2 separate regions of the Homo sapiens genome follow, and region 1 is linked to region 2. Evidence: read pairs that join two places in POLR2A ChIA-PET (ENCODE). Cell type or tissue: MCF 10A. All regions are shown on one strand. Links, peaks and the distances in the headings refer to the core of each region. The heading gives the core; the rest is flanking DNA.

The links. ChIA-PET counts read pairs that join two places held together with the same protein. Peaks named below come from ENCODE experiments on the same cell type or tissue, not always from the same donor. Only the 100,000 strongest peaks of a DNase experiment are listed, where the experiment ranks them.
Region 1: POLR2A ChIA-PET joins it to region 2 with 16 read pairs; 5 of 35 experiments call an interaction of 5 or more read pairs at or near these places.

Annotation. Positions count from the first base shown.
Region 1 is chr20:45,773,047-45,784,002 of GRCh38, forward strand. It overlaps WFDC3 (WAP four-disulfide core domain 3), which reads right to left. Exons shown (of 7, transcript NM_080614.2): 5 at 4,029-4,163; 6 at 2,371-2,556; 7 at 1,167-1,398. The coding sequence ends at 1,382. It also overlaps the pseudogene RNU6ATAC38P. Among named protein-coding and RNA genes, the nearest start is that of WFDC3, 13 kb to the right of the region's middle. RefSeq lists enhancers at 2,531-2,700, 4,904-5,198, 6,894-7,394, 10,797-10,956 and a silencer at 8,244-8,538. In MCF 10A, for the core only: no CTCF peak of the experiment used is centred there; a DNase peak (open chromatin) is centred at 6,145.
Region 2 is chr20:45,827,941-45,838,896 of GRCh38, forward strand. SNX21 (sorting nexin family member 21) reads left to right here and starts at 5,859. Exons shown (of 4, transcript NM_033421.4): 1 at 5,859-6,000; 2 at 6,261-6,528; 3 at 7,019-7,176. The coding sequence starts at 5,980. It also overlaps a transcript of TNNC2 not described here. RefSeq lists silencers at 5,903-6,212, 6,233-6,352, 6,393-6,442. In MCF 10A, for the core only: no CTCF peak of the experiment used is centred there; DNase peaks (open chromatin) are centred at 5,701, 6,141 and 8,151.

The sequences.
Region 1 (10,956 bases), core at 1,624-9,623, 55 kb before region 2:
GAGACAGGGTTTCTACTAAAACAGTCAAAGGCACAGCTACTCAGAAGGCTGAGGTAAGAGAATTGCTTGAGCCCAGGAGGCGGAGGTTGCAGTGAGCGGAGATCGTGCCACTGCACTCCAGCCTAGGCGACAGAGCAAGATTTCGTCTCAAAAAAAAAAAAAGATAACTAGTTAAATAAATTACCCATTTCATAGAGTTCTATTAAAAGAATATACGTGATGACATGAAAGATCTCCAAGATACACAATATAATCCATTTCATATAAATAAAAAACATAACTTTAAAAAATTATCTTGGTCCCAAGAACCTAGGGATATCCCCTCCCTAAAATAAAGCTACCTGGAGGGGACAAACTGCCTGTCTTGGAGCCAAGGGCTGGCCCTCAAGGAAGGAGGTCCAAGGTGGGAACATTCCAACATCTATAAGAAACTAGCCACTCGGCTGGGCACAGTGGCTGACGCCTGTAATCCCAGCACTTTGGGAGGCCAAGGCAGGCAGATCACCTGAGGTCAGGAGTTCAAGATAAGCCTGGCCATCATGGTGAAACCCCGTCTCTACTAAAAATACAAAAATTAGTCAGGCATGGTAGCGCGCCTGTAGTCCCAGCTACTCGGGAGACTGAGGCAGGAGAATCACTTGAACCTGAGAGGCAGAGGTTGCAGTGAGCCAAGATTGCGCCACTGCACTCCAGCCTGGGCAACAGAGTGAGACTACATCTCAAAAAAAAAAAAAAACTAGCCACTCACCCTTGTTCCACCCTCAACCCACATTCTCCAATAAAAGAAAGAAGGTCAGCAGGTCTAAAAGAGACTGACCTCCACCCCCACCAGGGCTTGAGAAAGACATCTATGGCAAGTCACTCTCAGTTTAGTTTCCACCCTCAACCCACATTCTCCAATAAAAGAAAGAAGGTCAGCAGGTCTAAAAGAGACTGACCTCCACCCCCACCAGGGCTTGAGAAAGACATCTATGGCAAGTCACTCTCAGTTTAGTTTCCACCCATCTCTTCCCTAGCCACACCCAACCAAAACCCATTTTCAGTGTCCTCACAAAGAATGGATTACCCATCTGTCCTAAATATGTAAATCGTACAATCCCACAGGCACACACATACCCTCTAGCTCTCCCATATCATCTGAGCCCTCAAATAGCACAAACAAGAGGTCAGCACCAGCCTTTATCGGGAAAGAGAAGCACCACACACCCACTACCCAATCCAGGGCTATTTCCCATGCTCTGGTCAGCGGCAGGAGGAGAAGCAGAGCAGAGAGGGCCATGAGTGCCCCTGGAAATGTCACAAGCCCCAGGATGTCACCCTCTCTTGACTGCCAGGAAAAGCTTCCAGAATTACCAAAGAAGCTCCAGACAAATCAGCACAGCTAGGGCACCGGGATCTCTGCAAGTAGAAGAAACATCAAGTCACAGCTGTGCCCTCCTGGCTTCAGCTACCTGAAATGTTTTCCCTCCACCCTAGGAAAGCTTGGCCTATATTGCTCTCAAAAGTCTTAAATAGCTCCTTGCTTCCCAGACAATCCAATCCAAACTGGCACTGAAGGCTCTTATTATTCAGATGTCAACCTTGTATCTCCTGTTATAAAAAACTGGAATTATGGTCGGGCACAGTGGCTCATGCCTGTAATCCCAGCACTTTGGGAGGCCAAGGTGGGTGGATAACCTGAGATCAGGAGCTCGAGACCAGACCTGGCCAACATGGTGAAACACTGTCTCTACTAAAAATACAAAAATCAGCTAGGTATGATGGCAGGCGCCTGTAAATCCCAGCCTTGGGAGGCTGAGGCAGGAGAATTGCTTGAATCCAGGAGGCAGAGGTTGCAGTGAGTCGAGATTGTGCCATTGCACTCCAGCCTGGGTGACAAGAGTGAAACTCCATCTCAAAAAAAAAAAAAAAAAAACTGGAGATACGTCTGTTCCTTTACCCACCCTGCCCCCACTCCTCACCTCCCAAACATATCCCACACATTCCCACCCTGTGTTCCTTTGCCAGCAATCACCAGATTGCCTATCTGGCATGTCCCTGTGCTATCCTCCCTTTGTCGCATCTGCCTAGCCTTAAGCACCTCAATCAAATCCCACCTCTCCCACAGAGACCTTCCCAGGGAGCCACACCTGGGAACAGGTGTAAGCCTGTACTGTTTATATGAGGGTTCTCATCTGGGACACAGGTTTGCCACACCTGAGAACAGGTGTAAGCCTGTACTGTTTGTATGAGGGTTTTCATCTGGGACATAGGTTCTTTCTCTCCAACTAGACTTTTCCTGACCTTCTGAAGTCCCCTTCCCAGCACCTAAGCCAGTGCTTTGCACATAGCAGTTGTCTGTTATTGTTGATGACAATGGACTGTACTCACCTAATTCGGAATCAGACCTCACAGTCCAGTTGGGGTTCATGGTCAGTTTTGGGGGCAGGACTGGTGGGACACAGAAGCGGCCACAGCCTGACTTGCAACATTTTTCTCCAGCTTGACAATTCTCATCCATCACACAGCCAACAATGCACAGGCCCACCAGAACTTTTGGACAATCACCGCCCCGCCCTGTGGGAACAACAGGCACAGGAAAAGGGACAGGGCATCAGCTCTGCCATCTCCATGTTCCCATCGTGAACTTACACACAGAGGCTCTAGGTCAATCAACCCCTGACCCTCACTAGACCCAACTAAACTGGCTGGGAAACCATGGCGCTGGAGGATCTCAGAATCTTTAGGAACCCAAGAGACCTCTGAGCCCAGAGTTTTCAAATGGTGCCCCAAAGGGAGTTCCCAAGAGGTAACTCAGGGATTGACACCTCTGCAGGTTTGGGGTGGGGGTGGGTGAAGTGTGGCAGGGGCAAGCCTCCCAGACCACTCCCCCTCCCCCTATGCTCTGGATTCATAGTGTCACTTCTTCACGGTGGCCTCCTCTGCCACCCTAGACAAGGTTTGATGTCCCTGCTTTGTGCTCCTGTAGCACCCTGTATGCTTCCTCTCATCAAACTTTATCATAATCCCTTATTTAAAAGGAATATGTCTATCTTGCCTGATGGGCTATAAGCTACATACGGACAAGAGTCTGTCCTCAGCCTTGAGCACTGCCTGGGAATCTAAAGGGACTAAGATAGCACAAGGGTCAATGATTCTTTAATGGAGATCCACAGTGCCTGGCACTCAAAAATATTTGTTTTTTTAAAATGTTGAAGAAAAAAAGGCATTGGAACAGGAATGCTTTTATCTCTGTGTGTGTGTGTGTGTGTGTGTGTGTGTGTGTGTGTGTGTGTTTCCAGCTGGGCGTGGTGGCTCACGCCTGTAATTCCAGCACTTTGGGAGGCCGAGACAGGCAGATCACGAGGTCAGGAGTTCAAGACCAGCCTGGTCAACATGATGAAAACCCATCTCTACTAAAAATACAAAAATTAGCTGGGCATGGTGGCGTGTGCCTGTAATCCCAGCTACTCAGGAGGCTGAGGCAGAAGAAACCCCAGAGGCAGAGGTTTCAGTGAGCCAAGATCACGCCACTACACTCTAGCCTGGGGTACAGACCAAGACTCTGTCTCAAAAAAAAAAAAAAAGAAAAAAAAGAAAAAAAAAAAAAATATATATATATATATATATATATATGTGTGTGTGTGTTTCCAACTAAGATTTCATTTGGGGCAGGGGAGAAGCTTTTTGTTAAAAATTAGATCTGAAAATCAGGATCTTGGGCAACTCCTTCATTTTACAGATAAAGAAATTTGGGCTCAAAAAGACGGGTTTGCTTACCTAAGGTCACAAAGCAAAACCTCAGCAGAATCAAGACCAAAAGCCACACTGTCTGTCTTCCAGCCCAAGTAGTTCCTACTGCCCCACAGTGCCTTCCCCCAGTTCTTTTAATGTCGACAGGGCCCCTCGGCCCTAGAAGAATGGGTTGCTTTGGGTTGGGGGACCAGAGGGACAGGAAGGATGAGAATCCTAGCTCCTCCCAGGAAGGGAAAGAGAAGCACTCTTCTCAGGAAACACTCAAGGATTTCTTCCCAAAAGAGCCAACATACCTCCCTCAATGTCTCCGAGGCAGGTGCGGCCACAGCCGGTGCTGCAGCATTTATGCCCCTGGGGACAGGATGCATCCCCATCACACAGCTCCTCACACGGAAGGGGGTCAGCGGGACATTCACCACCAAACTCTGCTACATAATCAAAGCATTGGAGCCCAGAGACGCTCACAATATGAAACACATTTTTCATTGTGTCCCATGTGTATGTTTATATATAGTTATATATTTATATACATATATAATGTAAATATTTATGTGTATCATGTATCTGCAATACATCTGATTTTTTTTAAGACAGGGTCTCACTGTGTTGCCCAGGCCAAAGTGCAGTGGCATAATCATAGCTCACTGCAGCCTCAAACTCCTGCATTCAAGGGATCCTCCCACCTCAGCCTCCTGAGTGGCTAGAACTACAGGCACATGCCATCATGCCTGGCTTATTTATTTATTTATTTTGTAGAGACAGGGTCTCACTGTATCACCCAGGCTAAAGTACAGTGGCACAATCATAGCTCATTGCAGCCTGAAACTCCTGTGCTCAAGGGATCCTCCCACCACAGCCTCCTGAGTACCTGGGACTAGAGGCACAAGCCACCAGGCCTGGGTAATTTTATTTATTTATTTTGTAGAGACAGAGTCTCACTATGTTCCCTAGGCTGATATCAAACTCCTGGCTCAAGTGATCCTCCCGCCTGAGCCTCCCAAAGTGCCAGGATTACAGGCGTGAGCCCCCCCACCCAGCCCACCCTGATATTTTATATTCTAGTTCTTATTTTTCCTAATTACTAAATTGCTTTCAGGACTCACAGTTTGAAAAACACTGTTCAGGTCTAACCCACTGTGGCCAACATTCTCCCTGAATTCTCCCTGTGGCAGACATTTACAATGGTGGCCTCCAGTGAACTTTACCTCCTGGGATTCAGGCCCTTTTGTAGTCCCCTTCCATACCTACTCTGGGTTTGACCATCTGACTTGCTTTGACCAATGGGACATTAGCAAATGTAATGTAAGCAGAGCCTTGATAAGCACTAGCATACTGGGGCTTGTCCACTCAGAATACTTCCTCTTGGAAACCAGCCGCCATGCTATAAAGCAGCTTGAACTACGCTATGGGATGATGAGATGCCCCATGGAGACAGAACCTAGAAGAGAGGTCATCCTGGACGTTGTGGCTCCAGTTGAGCTCCCTGCTAAGCTCCCAGATGAATGCAGCTAAATGAATGACCACAGCTACATCATGTGGGTATATGAACTGCCCAGCCAAGCTCAGGCAACCTACACAACTGTGAGAAAGAGTAACTATATTGCTTTAAGTCATGAAGTTTGGAGATGGTTTCTTATGCAGCAATAGATACTGGATACCAAGTTTATTCTGAGAGGCAACAGGTCCAGCTAAAATGATTTGTTTCCCCATACTCTCTTGCAACAAGGGGTGACCACAAACTAGGACATAAACTGGGAAACTTTTGTATTCCTGACACAGGGAATACCCCTTTCAAACTGCTCCCTCACTTCTTTCTTCTTCCAGTCCAAAGATAGACATTACACAGAGAGGCAGAGTAGCCTTCTTTCAATGAGGAGGCAACTCAGCATAACGAAATGGTCAAGAATTGCAAAGAGGTGTTGTATGAAAGGAGAGAAGGTTAGCACTCCCCTCGACAAGGATGGAAGAGGCCTTTGGGCCTGACAACATGCATATGGTTCAAGCATTGCCACCTACTTTGTGGCATCTAACCATCGTCTTTTAAAATAAATAAATAATAAAATGTAAATGTAAAAAAAAAAAAAGAATTGCAAAGGAGAAAGAGGGAAATAGTTTCATCCTTGTTAGCATCATGGAGCCACCATCCCAGCCTCAGGAATTCTTGTTATATGAGAAAAACAAACCCCTATATGATTAATTTTCTGTTGTGTGCAGCCAAACACATTTCCTATGAAAATAAACTCAGAGAAGAATCTTGCCCAGAACTACAGAGTGAGTCAGCAGCAAGGCAGGACAACACTCAGCCTCTTGATTTGCGGTAAAGTACTTTTTCTACTACACTATCCTTAAAACATGCAGGCAACTGGCCAGGGCCCCAGGCGCAGGCACACCCAAAGAAGGCCACATCCAAACCAAACCAATTCACCATGACTCATTCATCTTAGTGTTTATTTCAAGCTTCTTAAGTAAAGAGAAAGGTGACAGGCAATTAAAGATTTCGCAGAAAACCAAAGCAAGACTGGCCCAGTGCCTCTGAGTAGGAACAGGTAAGTATGATTGCATACAGCTGGCTCTGGGAAGTCTGCCATGATGGAAAAAGCAAGTATTGGAATCCAAGGAGAATACATGCAGCTAAACAACCCAGGCGTAGTAACCCTGTATCCTGAGATTTTCCTGAACAGCCCCTATTTCAAATATCCTGTGCTACTGTGAGATCACATCAAAACTATGTGTCCTGATTTTTGACTCAGAAAATGTGGTCACTGTAACCACCAAATGCATCTCCCTGCACCTCCCCACCTGCTTGACAAACACTGAAATCCATTTAACAAGGAACAAAAGCCTTCTATCTCACAGCTGAGAAGGCTGGGAGTAAAAATCTCCCTGGTGGAAAAACCCGGTGACATAAACATCTCATAAAATTATGCCATGTGCCCTAGAAACTGGGAGTGCCATACGTCCCAGATTTCACCATTTTGCTGAGCTTGACCTTGAGATGACCAATGCCAGGAGCTCTCTGCTACTCTCTGCCCTCGTCCTCAAGACCAGGCATGGAGCACTTACCTCTACCCTTTTCCAGGCCAGGCTTCCTGGAGGCCCAGAGGGTCACAGCACCTCGCTTTTGACCAGTGCCCAGCAATGCCACCCAGTCTGACACCCTGCCTTATATGAATCCCTGCCACGTGATCCCTTTCTCTCAGCTCTAACACCTGGAATTAATGGGGCCTCACTACCTCCAAGCCAGATTATGCTATCCTACTTAAGCTAGACAGCCTTTATACCTTTTTTTTTTTTTTTTTTTTTTTGAGACAGGGTCTCGCTTTGTCACCCAGGCTGGGGTGCAGTGCCGCAATGGTGGCTTACTGCAGCCTCAAACTCTTGAACTCCTGGGCTCAAGCAATCCTCCAACCTCAGCCTCCTGAGTAGCTGAACTATAGGCACACACTACCAGGCCCAGCTAATTATTTTTATTTTTTATAGAGACAGGGTCTCACTATGTTGACTAGGCTTGTTTTGACCTTCTGGCCTCAAGCAATCCTCCCGCCTCAGCCTCCCAAAGTGCTGACGTCACAGGCATGAGTTACCATGCCTGGCCCTTTGTACCTCTTTATACTGACCTGAAATCTGGCTGGGCCTTTTCCTATCCCCAGAGACCTTACAAAAACCTGGCGGATGCCATTCTTTCAGGCAGGATCCTCTGTCTTTCACGATCCTGGCTTTGCCATGCTAGGTAAGGTCAGTTCCTCATAAGACATGCTCCCTAATCACCTCACAATTAGCTTACCAGGAATCAGGAAGAGAAATAGGAACAGTAGCCAGAATGGGGATGACGGTTCCCCACCCTCTATCAGCACCCATCCCAAGACTCTAAGCTATCACCAAAAAAGGAGTGAAGCTGAAGCCCAGGAAATACTCACTCACAGTCTGTCCTGCTGCCTCAGCTCCAACCTGCCACTATGTCTGAGAGAAAGATGCCAGTTGTTGTTGGAAAAGTAAAATTTCAGCACTTCTTAACCCAAGAAGGGCCCTCTGAGCTAACAAACTTACTCCCCTTCTCTTGTAAATAGAGAGACAGACAACTAGAGAGAGGGATTGGCCTGAGGTCAATGGTAGCAGAACTGAGTCACAAATCCCCAGCTCTGATATAAGGTCTCATGCCCTTTAAACCACATCATGGGCCTGGCTCAGTGGCTCATGCCTGTAATCCCAGCACTTTGGGAGGCCAAGGTGGGTGAAACACTTGAGGTCAGGAGTTCAAAACCAATCTGGCCAACATGTTGAAACCCTGTCTCTACTAAAAATACAAAAAAAAAAAAAAAAAGCCGGGTGTGGTGATGGGTGCCTGTAATCCCAGCTACTGGGGAGGCTGAGGCAGGAGAATTGCTTGAACCTGGGAGGCAGAGGTTGCAGTGAGCCGAGATCACACCACTGCACTCCATCCTGGGTGACAGAGCGAGACTCCATCTCAAACACACACATAGACACACACACACACACATCATCATGATCCCCTACACTGCAGCAAGGATCACACAAAAACCAAGAAGCACTGGGACTCACTCTGCCCAGTTCCACCAAAAGAGAAGATCCAGTGGTAGATAGTTTTAGAGGTTAGGAAAAGTTATCCACCAGTGTGTAGGCAGTCCTCAAGACCACTTACTTCCAGGTTCAGTGATTCATTAGCAGGACTCAGCGTATAGTCATACCCATGGCTATGATTTATTACAGCAAAAGGATACAAAGAAAAATCATCAAAGGGAAAAGTCCAGAGGAAATCAGGTGCTGATTTTCAAGAGTCCTCCCGGTAGAGTCACAGGATGCACTTAATTCTTCCAGCATGGAATTATGACATGTGTGAAGTGTTTTCTACCAGGGAAACTCATTAGACACTCACTGTGAAAGTTCTCTACTGGGGGCTGGTCACTTAGGCACCCTCTGCCTAGCACGTACCAAGATTCCAGACTCTCAGAAGGAAAGCAGATGTTCAGCCTAAACCACAATGTTTACACAAACAGTTTAGGCACAGTGAACCACTCTTATCAGTTAGAGTAGTACAAATACCCACAAAATCCAAGTTCCCAGAAGCCAGCCAAGGCCCAGCCTTGCCAGCAAGCCTTTTTAAGAAGAGCGGTCTCAGGCTTGTTATGTTAACTCTTTTCTGTACAACCTGCAGTGAGGTTTTAGAAAAGGGTCAGCCAGACACCCAGGGAGGCCATGCCATCAGCCCACGTAAAAGATAATACATATATGTTAATAAGCAAAACAGAGGGTCACAGGGGATCTGGAGTGGTCAGGTTTCATACAGTGGGGAGGTGAGCCATGAGGAGGCCCAAGAAGACAACTGTCAGGCCAGAATCAGAATCTTCACTCCAAAACCTCTTCCCCCAGGTTGTCCCTGTCTCAGTAAAGAACACCACCATCACCCAACTGCTCAAGCTGAATATCTACCACCCTTCTTGATACCCCGTCTCCCTCAATGCCTGCAGCCACTTACTTGTTCACCCAGTCCCATTAATTCTACCTTCACAAACATGTAAGCCTTCCATTTTTCTTTTTCATTGTTATTGGTTTTTTGGGGGCTTTTTTGTTTTGGATTTTTTTTTTCTTTTTTTTGAGATGGAGTTTCGCTCTTGTTGCCCAGGCTGGAGTGCAGTGGTGCGATCTCGGCTCTCTGCAACCTCCACCTCCTAGGTTCAAGCGATTCTCCTGCCTCAGCCTCCCGAGTAGCTGGGATTACAGACGCCCACCATCATGCCCGGCTAATTTTTGTATTTTTAGTAGAGATGGGGTTTCACCATGTTGGCCAGGCTGGTCTCAAACTCCTGACCTCGTGATCTGCCCGCATTGGCCTCCCAAAGTGCTGGGATTACAGGCATCAGCCACTGCGTTCGGCCGCCTTCCATTTTTCTATGTCTGCAGTATCTCCAACCCAGTCTAAGCCCCGATCATCTCTCCCAGCCTGCCACAATAGCCTCCTAACTGGTCTTCCATCTTCTACACTTGCCCCCATCCATTCTTCATATACTGGCAGAGTGGTCTTTTTAAAATGAAAACTGGACAAGGCCTCTCCTGCTTTTAAACCCCCTCAAAGGCTTCCTATTGCACTTAGAATAAAGCCTAAGAGAGAAGCCCTGAAGACCCCCGAAAGTCTGGGCCCTGCCTACCTCTCCAACCTCAAATGAAAGCAGCCTCCTTCTCTCTTCTTCCTTTACCTTCAAAGCACTCATGACTCATCATCATCTTGGGGTTATTATGTATTTGTTTTCTTGATTATTTCCTGTCTGTCACACTATATGAGCAAGCCCCAGGGTGGCAAGGACCACGGCTGCCTTCCTCACCACTGCAGACCCACATGCCAGGTAGGGTAGCCACACTCAATATACAGTGAATACATGAATAAGTGGGTGAGTAAACGGATAGGTCAGGCATCAGATAGGTGGGGAGGCAGAGAAGGGGCGGACCAGAACACAGAGGTACTTGGCATGACCATATGAGCTCTCTTGAGCATTATCTGGCAGGTTTACTGCAGACTTTTTTAAATGCATTTCTGGCCGGACACAGTGGTTTGTGCCTGTAGTCCCAGTTTCTCAGGGAACTAAGGCAGAAGGATCACCTGAGCCCAGGAGGTTGAGGCTGCAGTGGGCTGAGATCACACCACTGCACTCCAGCCTGGGTGATAGAGTGAGACCTTGTCCCAGATAAATAAATAAATAAAATGCATTTCTTCTCAACTGCATTATCACTCTGGGAGCTAAACATCCTTATCCCCATTTTACAGATAATAAAAGTGAGATTCAGAGAAATGAAGGGACTTGCCCAAGGCCACACAGCAAGCAAGCAGAAGAGCCAGGATTCAGACCCATGTTCAGACTAGAACAGTGTCATGAGAGCAGGACCCAATGTCTGCCCTTGCCCTCAGGCAACCTGACTGAACCTCCACTTTGCCAAACAGACCAGCGCTGGCTATGGTAAACCTCTGGCAATGTCAGAGCTTAAGGAAAGCGAAATTTTTCATAGCCCTGGAAGGAGAGCTTCCTGTAGAGTTGGGTATAGCAACCAGTCCTGTTGGGTGAGTAGCCTAGCCCTCCCCTAGGGCTGGAGCTATACAAAAGTAGTTAACTACCAATGCAGTAGCCAGTATCACCTCCCACCAGGCTAGGAACCCCGCTCAGCCCAGCAGGCTCTGGGACATCTGCGGGAGATCACTATTCTAGCCTGCCT
Region 2 (10,956 bases), core at 1,623-9,622:
CCCCATGACGTGCCACACACTGTGCTAAGCATTTTAACATGATCTCATCTAGTGCTCCTCCTATGAGGTAGCAACGATTATCCCCACTTGACTGCAGAGCTTTGTAAATTATAAAGGTCTATACTCACTCTGTCACCAAGGCTGATGTGCAGTGGTGCTATTATAGCTCACTGCAGCCTCTATCTCCTGGGCTCAAGTGATCCTCCCACTTCAGCCTCCCGAGTAGCTGGGACTAGAGGTGCACCACCACCCCTGGCTTTTTTTTTTTTTGTATTTTTATAGAGATGGGGTTTCACCATGTTGCCCAGGCTGGTCTCGAACTCCTAGGCTCAGGGGATCCTTCCACCTTGGTTTCCCAAAGTGCTAGAATTACAGTCATGAGGCACCATGCCCACCCATGTTGATGATTCTTATTATTAATCCTGACTGGAGGGAAGTTGGGACAGACAGTCCTTGGGGCACCTGTCCAGATGGAAAAATGTATGGAGGGATGGAGGAGAGGAGGATGTGCATTTGGAGGAGAAATAATCATTGAAAGCAAAGATCCTTCTCTGAAAGTTACCTTCTCCAGGGAAAGGGTGTTTGGATTCACTTTTTTTGAAGTAAGGAGTAGGCAGGGGAAGGTTCTTTAAGTGGTAAAAGGACAGCTGGCCCCTTCCTAGAGCTCAGTGAAGAAATCTGGTCATCTGGGGAGTAAAGGGGTGGGCAGACCAAGTCCAGAGGGAGCCCAACCTGAGAATCCACAAGGTGCAGGCTGGGCACTGGGGAGTAGGCAAGGCTTGTAGACAGTGGCTACGTGGACAGAAAGAGCACCAAGACAACCGATAGCAGGCTCTGGGGCCAGGAAAGGGGGGCTGGACACCAAGGAATGCAGATGGACAGTGGCAACTGGGCTGCCCCCTTCCCCTATATATAGACATTCCCAAGGAAAGCTCAGCAGGGCTGGGCCAAGCTAAATAAGGCCTCCCCCAGGCAGGCAGGGTGCCAAAGGGTGAGGGAGACCCATGGGATTCCAATTTAGTTTTTATTGTTTTTTGGTTTTTTGGGGTTTTGTTTTTGAGACAGACTCTCACTCTGTCACCCAGGCTGGAATGCAGTGGCACAATCTCGGCTCACTGCACCCTCCGCCTCCTAGGTTCAAGTGATTCTCATGCCTCAGCCTTCTGAGTAGCTAGGATTACAGGCACATACCACTACGCCCAGCTAATTTTTGTTTTTGGTTTTTTTTTTTTTTTTTTTTTGAGACAGAGTTTTGCTCTTGTTGCCCAGGCTGGAGTACAATGGTGCAATCTCGGCTCACCACAACCTCCGCCTCTTGGGTTCAAGCAATTCTCCTGCCTCAGCCTCCCGAGTAGCCGGAATTACAGGCATGAGCCACCATGCCCGGCTAATTTTGTATTTTTAGTAGAGACAGGGTTTCTCCATGTTGGTCAAGCTGGTCTCAAACTCCCAACCTCAGGTGATCCGCCCACCTCAGCCTCCCAAAGCACTGGGATTACAGGTGTGAGCTACCACACCCGGCAAATTTTTTACTTTTTGTAGAGACAAGGTTTCATCGACCGGGCACGGTGGCTCAGGCCTGTAATCCCACCACTTTGGGAGGCTGAGATGGGCGGATCACGAGGTCAGGAGATCGAGACCATCCTGGCTAACACAGTGAAACCCCATCTCTACTAAAAATACAAAAAAATTAGCCGGGCATGGTGGTGGGCGCCTGTAGTCCCAGCTACTTGGGAGGCTGAGGCTGAGGCAGGAGAATGGTGTGAACCTGGGAGGCAGAGCTTGCAGTGAGCCGAGATCACACCACTGCACTCCAGCCTGGGCAACAGAGCAAGACCCCGTCTCAAAAAAAAAAAAAGTTTCATCATGTTGGCCAGGCTGGTCTCAAACTCCTGACCTCAAGTGATCCGCCTGCCTCAGCCTCCTAAAGTGCTAGGATTACAGGCATGAGCCCCTGAGCCCAGCCTTTGTTCTTTTGTTTATTCAAGGGATTAGGTAAGGCCCAAATTGCTTAATGTAGCCAAGCAAGGTCCCATTGGCCCTTCTAATCTCACTCCTTCCCTCCACATCATGTTGCTGTCTGCTCTGATCAGACTTTAAAATACTGCTCTAGGCTGGGCACGGTGGCTCATGCCTGTAATCCCAGCATTTTGGGAGGTGCAGGCTGGCAGATCACGAGGTCAGGAGTTCGAGACCATCCTGGCCAGCATGGTGAAACCCTGTCTCTACTAAAAATACAAAAAATTGCTGCTGGGTGTGGTGGTGGGCGCCTGTAGTCCCAGCTACTTGGGAAGCTGAGGCAGAAGAATCACTTGAACCTGGCAGGCGAAGGTTGCACTGAGCCAAGATCATGCCACTGCTCTCCAGCCTGGGCGACAAAAGGAGACTGCATCTCAAAAAAAAAAAAAAAAAAAAAAAGACTACTCTAAACACCACCTTCTATGAACCTTCAAGCCTTTGCACATGCTGTTTTTTTCTGCCAGAAACTCCCATCTTTCCTCTCTTCATCTGTCTACTTCCCTATCATCTTTCTAAGCTCTAACATCACTTCCTCGGGGATCCTTCCCCCACTGTGTCCAGACCAGGGAGTCCAAGGTGGTCTCTAGTAGTTTCCTCAATCATAGCACTGAGCATACCTTATGCTCACAACCCATTCTATGTTCTACAGATCATCACATTTCCCAGTGCTCAGCACTTGCTATGTAGCAGGTGTTCAACAGATATTATATTCTACATAAGAATAACTGAACTGGATGGTATTTAGTTCAATATAAGGGGGAACTTCCTAATAGTCATAGTTGAACAATAATGGGAACAGGTGGCCTCAGGAGGTAATGAGCTCCGTATCACTGAGTATACCCAAACAGGAGCTAGATGACCATTTCTCAGGGAGGCTGTAGGGAGATATCCATACAGAATTTAAGAATGGGGGCAGTGGCTCACACTTTTAATCCTAGCACATTGGGAAGCTGAGGCAGGTGGATCTCTTGAGCCCAGGAGTTCAATACCAGCCTGGGCAACATGGCGAGACGCTGTCTCCAATTAAAAAATTAAAATAAAACAAAGAATGGTGGGTGGTAGCTCATACTTGTAATCCCAGCACATTGGGAGGCAGAGGTAGGAGGATCTCTTCAGGCCAAGAGTTCAAGATCAGCCTGGGCAACATGCAACCCCACCTTTACAAAAAATAAAATACTAGCCAGGCATGGTGGGCACATATCTGTAGTCCCAGATACTTGGGAGGCTGAGGTGGGAGAATCACTTGAGCCCAGGAGTTTGAGGCTGCAGTGAGCTATGATCGCACCCCTGCACTCCAGCCTCACAACAGAGTGAGACTCTGTCTCTGAAAGAAGAGGCCGGGCACGGTGGCTCATGTCTCTAATCCCAGCACTTTGGGAGGCTGAGGCAGGTGGATCATTTGAGGTCAGCAGTTCGAGACCAGCCTGGCCAACATGGTGAAACCCCATCTCTACTAAAAATACAAAAATTAGCCGGGTGTGGTGGCACATGCCTGTAATTCCAGCTACTTGGGATTACTTGTAATTCCAGCTACTTGGGATTACTTGAGGCAGGAAAATCGCTTGAACCCAGGAGATGGAGGTTGTAGTGAGCCAAGAGTGTGCCATTGGACTCCAGCCTGGGTGATGGAGTAAGACTCTGTCTCAAAAAAAATAAAATAAATAAAAATAAATAAAAAAGGAAGAAGAAGCAGGAGGAGGAAGAAGGAAGCAAAAAGAAGAAGAAATAATAATAGTGGAGAATGCGCAACCTTCAGATCTCCTAGTTCTGACTGTTTATATGACCCAGCATAAGCCCTTCCCCTCACTAAGCCTCAGACTACCTATCTGTAAAATGGAGGTGATAGGCCAGATTTCTGAGGGGCCCTCCTGCTCTAACAACCCATGGTTTCATGAAGACCAGCTTTGTGCCCAGACATGTAAGGCATATACCGAAGGACAAGTTATTTTTTAACCAATGGTTGGTGAATGAGTGAGTGTTGAATTAATGAATGAAGTATGCCTTTTTTGTCCCAATATCTTGCCCATAAGCCAAATGAAGAGTAATTCGAGGTTTGAAATTGTGCAAACTGGCCAGGCACAGTGGCTCACGCCTGTAATCCCAGCACTTTGGGAGGTAGAGGCAGGTGGATCACTTGAGGCCAGGTGTTCCAGATCAGCCTGGCCAATATGGTGAAACCCCACCTCTACTAAAAATACAAAAATTAGCCGCATGGTGGCACATGCCTGTAGTCCCAGCCACTCAGGAGGCTGAGGCAGGAGAATTGCTTGAACCTGGGAGGCAGAGGTTACAGTGAGCCAAGATTGCATCACTGTACTCCAGCCTGGGCGACAGAGCAAGACTCTGTCTCCCTCTCTAAAAATAAATAAATAAATAAATAAAATTGCACAAACTTAGGCTTAAAATCCCAGCCCCTCTATTTCCCAGATGTGGATCTTGGGGAAGTCACTTTGCCTCAGTTTCTTCATCTTGAAAATGGACCATTAATGTCCAGTTACAGCCTCTTCCCCAGGACGCTGTGAGGGAGAGATGTGACAGTAAAGTGCCTAGAGCAGGATGTAGAAAGTGGACCCTCAGAAAATAAGAACCCCAGCCTTTCTGCTCACATGGGAGGGCAGGGAGCTGAAATACCTTCTGCTTATCCCAAGGCATTTTCCCCCACCCTTCTCTCCTGTGCCACTCAGAAAGGGTAGGAGCTACTTTGGAGAGATTTTGATTTTATTTATTGTATTGTATAACTATCAAAATCTGCCCTAACAACTGATACCTAGGCTTTGTGACAGGAAGCCACAATAACTTTTTCTTGACCTGCAGCTGCCCTGCGGATAAAAGATAAAACAAAGCTGGGGAGCCACTGAGATTATCAGGCCTGCTGCACAGGAAAAGGGCAGTATGCAGCAGGGGACCTGGGCTCCAGGCCCCATACTCAGAAACCTCTGAGGGAGGCAGAGGCAGGTGGATCACTTGAGCCCAGGAATTCGAGACCAGCCTGGGCAACATGGCCAAATCCCATCTCTACAAAAAATACAAAAATTAGCTGGGTGTGGTGGCGAACGCCTCTATTCCTAGCTACTGGGGAGGCTGAGGTGGGAGGGATGACCTGAGCCCAGGGAGGCGGAGGTTGCAGTAAGCAGAGATGGTGCCACTGCACTCCAGCCTAGGTGACAGAGTGAGACTCCATCTCAAAAGAGAAAGAAAGAAAGAAAGAGAGAGAGAGAAAGAAAGAAAGAGAGAGAGAGAAAGAAAGAAAGAAACCTCTGGCAAGCTGTGTGGTTAAGCCAAGTAACTCACCCTCTCTGGTCCTCAGTTTCCCTGTTTGCCTACTTCCCATGTGTGAGGTTCAAATCAGATTGTGCAAGCCTGTGAACACTGTAGAAACAATAATCATTATGTAAGTGATCATTTCGTCAGCCTTTGCTCTATGCCAGGCACGGGACGAGCGTTCTTACAAGAGCTGCAAAATTAGTTTTAGCAGTATTGTTCCTGTTTTACATATGAGAAAACCTAGGCTCAGCGAGGTCAGATTCCAACCAACCCAAATCACGCATCTTCTCCTGGCCCTTCGTTTTCTCTCGGGAGACATGGCCTCCCTACTATTGCATAATTACTTTGTGAAGTTAAAGAGCGTTGGGTGGAAATGAGTGGGACAGATTGGAGATGACGTGGGTGGGGTGGGAGGATTCAAGGAGGGTACGCGCCTGGCCGGACTGGGATGACTCTGCGGCAGGCCTGGGACTCCCTCAGGCCGACCCAGGCTTCCCAAGTCCCTCCTGGAGCCAAGGGCCCGGGATTCTCGGGCGGCTCGGGCGAGCGGGCGGGGCAGGAGGCGGGGCGGCGGCAGGAAGCTGCCCGAGCGGCGCTCTGAGCGGCCTGAGCCCGGCGGAGCCCTGCAGAACCCGGCCGACCTCCATGGGCTGCGGGGGGCTGCACCCGGACCCCTGGGGCGCGGCGCGCCCCTGAATGCACCGTGGGACGCAGGAGGTAGAGGCGCACGAGGCGGCGCAAGAGACATCGGGAGGGTCCTGAGCCCCTCCGGGGAGGAACGCGGTCCTAGGCTGAGTGGGTTGGGGGGAAAGCGATGCTGGCTGGGTCCCCTGGTTCGCAAGACCTCGGACTGCCAGGGGGTGGGGCCTCACCGCGCCCCTCCCTCTCCGGTTCGGGCCCCGCCCCTCCTCCTCCTGCGCCGGGCTGGGGTACCCCTCCTCCGGGATCCGGTACACAGCGTCGCGCGCTCCCCCCAGGGTGCCATGGCCTCCCGGCTCCTGCACCGGCTGCGGCACGCCTTGGCCGGCGACGGCCCCGGGGAGGCGGCGGCCAGTCCAGAGGCCGAGCAGTTTCCGGAGAGCTCAGAGCTGGAGGACGACGACGCCGAGGGCCTGTCCTCCCGACTCAGCGGCACCCTCAGCTTCACCAGCGCCGAGGACGACGAGGACGACGAGGACGAGGACGACGAGGAGGCTGGCCCTGACCAGCTGCCCCTCGGGGATGGGACGTCAGGAGAAGACGCAGGCGAGTGCAGGAGGACGGAGGCGGGAACCCTGGGGCTCGATTAGGCCTCCATCCCAGCCGCGTTCCCAGAGCATCCAGGGCGCTAAGTTGATCCAGCTGAAACTCCCACACTTCTTAAAGCGCCTGGGCCACCTCTTGGCTGTGTGACCTTGAGAGAGTCTTAACCCCCCTCTGAGCCAAGTTTTCCCTTGTGTCAAGTGGGAGAACTCACTCTCATCTCAGAATTGCTGCAGGCATTAAATGTACAGGGCTTGGGATCCGAATGGAAATGATGTATTAACGATATTTTGAGGGTGGAGCTATTAATTTAGCCCCTACTGTCTGCCAGGCACGGTGTTTGGCTCCTCGGTGCCTCTCTGTCCCTCAGTTTCCATTTCTGTAAAAAGGGGGTAAGTCCTGCCTCACACTGGGAGGATGAGTGAGGCCACGTCAGTGGTTGATGTCGACCCTGGCCCTAGGCCCATTGATATGACTGGTCATGTGTCTGCAGAACGGAGCCCCCCACCTGATGGGCAGTGGGGCAGTCAGCTCCTGGCGCGGCAGCTGCAGGATTTCTGGAAGAAGTCCCGGAACACCTTGGCACCCCAGCGGCTGCTCTTCGAAGTGACCAGCGCTAACGTTGTCAAGGACCCGCCCTCCAAGTACGTGGTGAGTGAGGGTCTAGAACCCCTGGGCTGTGAGTCCAGAAGTATGGCTAGGAGCAAGTAGGGAAGACCCCAACTTCCTGAGGGGTCTATGTAGTTATAAATGGTTACCTTGTTTACAAATGGGGAAACTGAGGTCAGAAAGGGGATGTAACTTGAGCAAATCCTCACACAAGACTTAGTTTCCTTGAGACTGACTGAAGTGGGGATTAAGGACCTTCCTCTTAACCTGGTTTTGAGACTAAGAGAACTGGTGTGTGCACTTCCCCACCCAGCCCACAAGGTTTTTGCAAATTGTAGCAAGATGTGAGATACAGAGAGACAGATGTTATCTGGGTCAAACTTGAGATCCAAGTTGCATGGGCTGGTAGTTAAGGAAATAGGCTTTCGATCCAGACCAATCTTGACTCCCACTTATTTCCAGTTGTTTGACTCTGGGTGAGTTGTTTAACCTTGGTCATCTTCCGTTTCCTCATTATAGCAATGGGGAAAATGCAGAAGATTACAGCAGGAGTTAAATGAGACAATGGACAAAAAGCCCTTAGCAGTGTGCCTGGCATTATGACGTGGTCAATGAAATGGTAGCTATGTCATCATTATTTAACTTTGGGTTGAAAATGTTTGTCATCTAGGGCCTGCTGTGTCCTTATAACGCACAGGTCAATCAGTTCTCAAGCACCCGACCTTGTCCCTAAGGGCTAGACTTAGAGGGTTGGTGGAGGTTAGGATGAAGAGCAATGTTGGGGAGGACCTTGGAGTCCCTTGCTGTTTTCCTTGCTGTTGAGAGACTGACTTGGAGAATGAGGTCTGCTCCTTTAATGCCCACAGCGACTCCTGCTCCAGTCCCTTTTCAGGCCAGGCCTGAAAGCCAGCTGAGCTGGCCACTCCTGTCAGTGGCAGCTCTCCATCTCTCACTCCCCTCCTCTTCACCACCCTTCTCCACCTCTGACTCAGCAGGAGGGGGCCTGGAGCCCAGTCCCACATCTGGGCCTCTCCACCCTTTTCTGTTGCTGTTAGTAAGCAAGGGCCACACCCATGGGGTGACTACTCCAATTTCAGCAGGGACCGACTCCGATTATTGAGTCTTTTAAAAAAATTTTTGAGGCCGGGCGTGGTGGCTCACGCCTGTAATCCCAGCACTTTGGGAAGCCGAGGCGGGCGGATCACGAGGTCACGAGACCATCCTGGATAACACGGTGAAACCCCGTCTCTACTAAAAATACAAAAAAATAGCCGGGCATGGTGGCAGGCGCCTGTAGTCCCAGTTACTTGGGAGGCTGAGGCAGGAGAATGGCGTGAACCCAGGAGGCAGAGTTTGCAGTGAGCCGAGATCGAGCCACTGCAGTCCGGCCTGGGCAACAGAGCGAGACTCCGTCTCAAAAAAAAAAAAAAAAAAAAAAAAAAATTTTGAGACAGGGTCTCGTTCTGTCACTCAGGCTGGAGTGCAGTGGTGCAGTCATAACTCACTACAACCTCCAACTGGGCTCAAGCTATCCTCCCACCTCAGCCTCCCAAGTAGCTAGGACTACAGCTGTGCACCACCACGTGTGGCCAATGATGAAGTCTGAAGTGGCAAAGGTCTCAGAACTCTGGGTTCATACACTGGAAGGGGACACCAAGGAATAGTTCAGAGGCTGAGAGGAATGGGGGTGACTGTGGGTACCTGGATGGGAAGGGATGACAAGATAGAGCAGGATGGCCAAGTATGCCCCGGCCTGTGTCTGGAGAAGCAAGGCACCTCCTGTGTACAATGGGGACCCTAATTCCCCACTCAACTTGTGGGGGTGAAGAGCACAGGCTTTGGAATCAGATCAACCTGAGTTTAAATCCCAGCTGGGCTGTTTTCCAGCTGTGTGACTTACGGCAAGTCTTTGAGCCCTTTTCCCCCTCTTTGAGCCTGCTTCCTCAGCTGTCAGAGATAAGGACCTTCCTTGCAGTGCTGTTGTGATGATTAAATGAAATCACAGATGTAAAGAGTGCTTGGTACAACAGGAGGCACAGGGTAAATGCTTGGGTAATGGAACTACTGTCATTATCACCCATCTGGCTGCATGTTACAAGGTCAATGAGATAATGGATACAAAATGTAAACTAGATGAACATAAAGGCTTATTATATAGACCAGTGTGTCCTGAAGAAAACTGGTGTCCTAAAGTGTGTCCTGCAGAAAACTAGTTCCCTGGAATGTTAATAGCTGTTTCTAAATAAAGGTTTTGCAGGCAATATGTTTTGAGAATGCAGAGTTAAATGAGAATACAATAAGTTTCTTTATTGTTAAAGTATTTAATCCCTAATAGTGATATACACTGTGAATCTTCAAGAGGACAGAGTAAGCAAACCTAACTGACCAGGAGTGGCTAGAGTATTGTCAGTTCCACAGAACAAATGTGAGAGAAAGATCTGGATTTGGTGTTAGGGTGCCTTTAACATCTAACACTGGTTAACTCTCCTTTTAAACCTGTTGGCTTGGCATTATAGGTTAATCCATATTCAGGTTCTCAGACCTGGGAGGCGGGGAACTTCGTGATCATCTTGTTCAGTGTTTTCCAAACCTCAGTCATTCCAATACCTCCCTGATTCTTGTCCTATCTAAAAATGCCACTTGTGTCCTTTTCTTCTTAACATTTTTCTTTAAATGAACCTATTTTTTTTTCTTTATCTTTTTTTTTTTCTTTTTTGAGACAGAGTCTTGCTCTGTTGCCCAGGCTGGAGTGCAGTGGTGCAATCTCAGCTCACTGCAACCTCCACCTCCTAGGTTCAAGCAATCCTCCCGCCTCAGCCTCCTGAGTAGCTAGGATTACAGGTGCCCACCACCATGCCTGGCTAACTTTTGCATTTTCAGTAGAGATGGGGTTTCACTGTTGGCCAGGCTGGTCTTGAACTCCTGACCTCAAGTGATCTGCCGCCTCAGCCTCCCAAAGTGTTGGGATTACAGGTGTGAGCCACTACGCCCAGCCGAACCTATTTTTTTTCTTAAATAAGTTTATCGAGACGGAGTCTTGCTCTGTCGCCTAGGCTGGAGTGCAGTGGCGTGATCATAGCTCACTGCAGCCTTGAACTCGTGGGCTCACATGATTCTCTGCCTCAGCCTCCTGAGTAGCTGGGACCACAAGTGCCCAACTAATTCTTTTTCTTTTTCTTTTTCTTTTTTTTAGAGACAGGGTCTTGCCATGTTGCCCAGGCTGGTCTCGAACTCCTGGCCTTAAGCTGTTCTCCTGCCTCAGCCTCCCAAAGTACTGGGATTACAGGTATGAGCCACTGTGCCCATCCTTTAAGTAATTTTAAAAGACAACTTCATAGCACTACCGTACGTGGAAAGTCTCACTTGCCACCGAGAGAAGCTAGCCATAAAAATAAAAGGTGAGGCACGGTGGCTCACACCTGTAATCCCCGCACTTTGGGAGGCTGAGGTGGGCAGATCACCTGAGGTCAGGAGTTCAAGACCAGCCTGGCCAACACGGTGAAACCCCGACACTACTAAAAATACAAAAATTAGCCGGATGTGGTGGTAGGCGCCTGTAATCCCAGCTACTCGGGAGATTGAGGCAGGAGAATTGCTTGAACCCAGGAGGCAGAGGTTGCAGTGAGCGGAGATTGTGCCACTGCATGCCAGCCTGGGCGACAGGGCGAGACTAAATAAATAAATAAAGTAAATAAGTAAGTAGTGAAAATGAAACGTCATTAAATCTTGCCTAGATGTTGTTGCCTGAAGGAGGCCCTGACCTGAGATCCACTTTCTGACTCTTTTCTAAAAATGGAGATGAGAAGTGTTAGAGAAGTACTT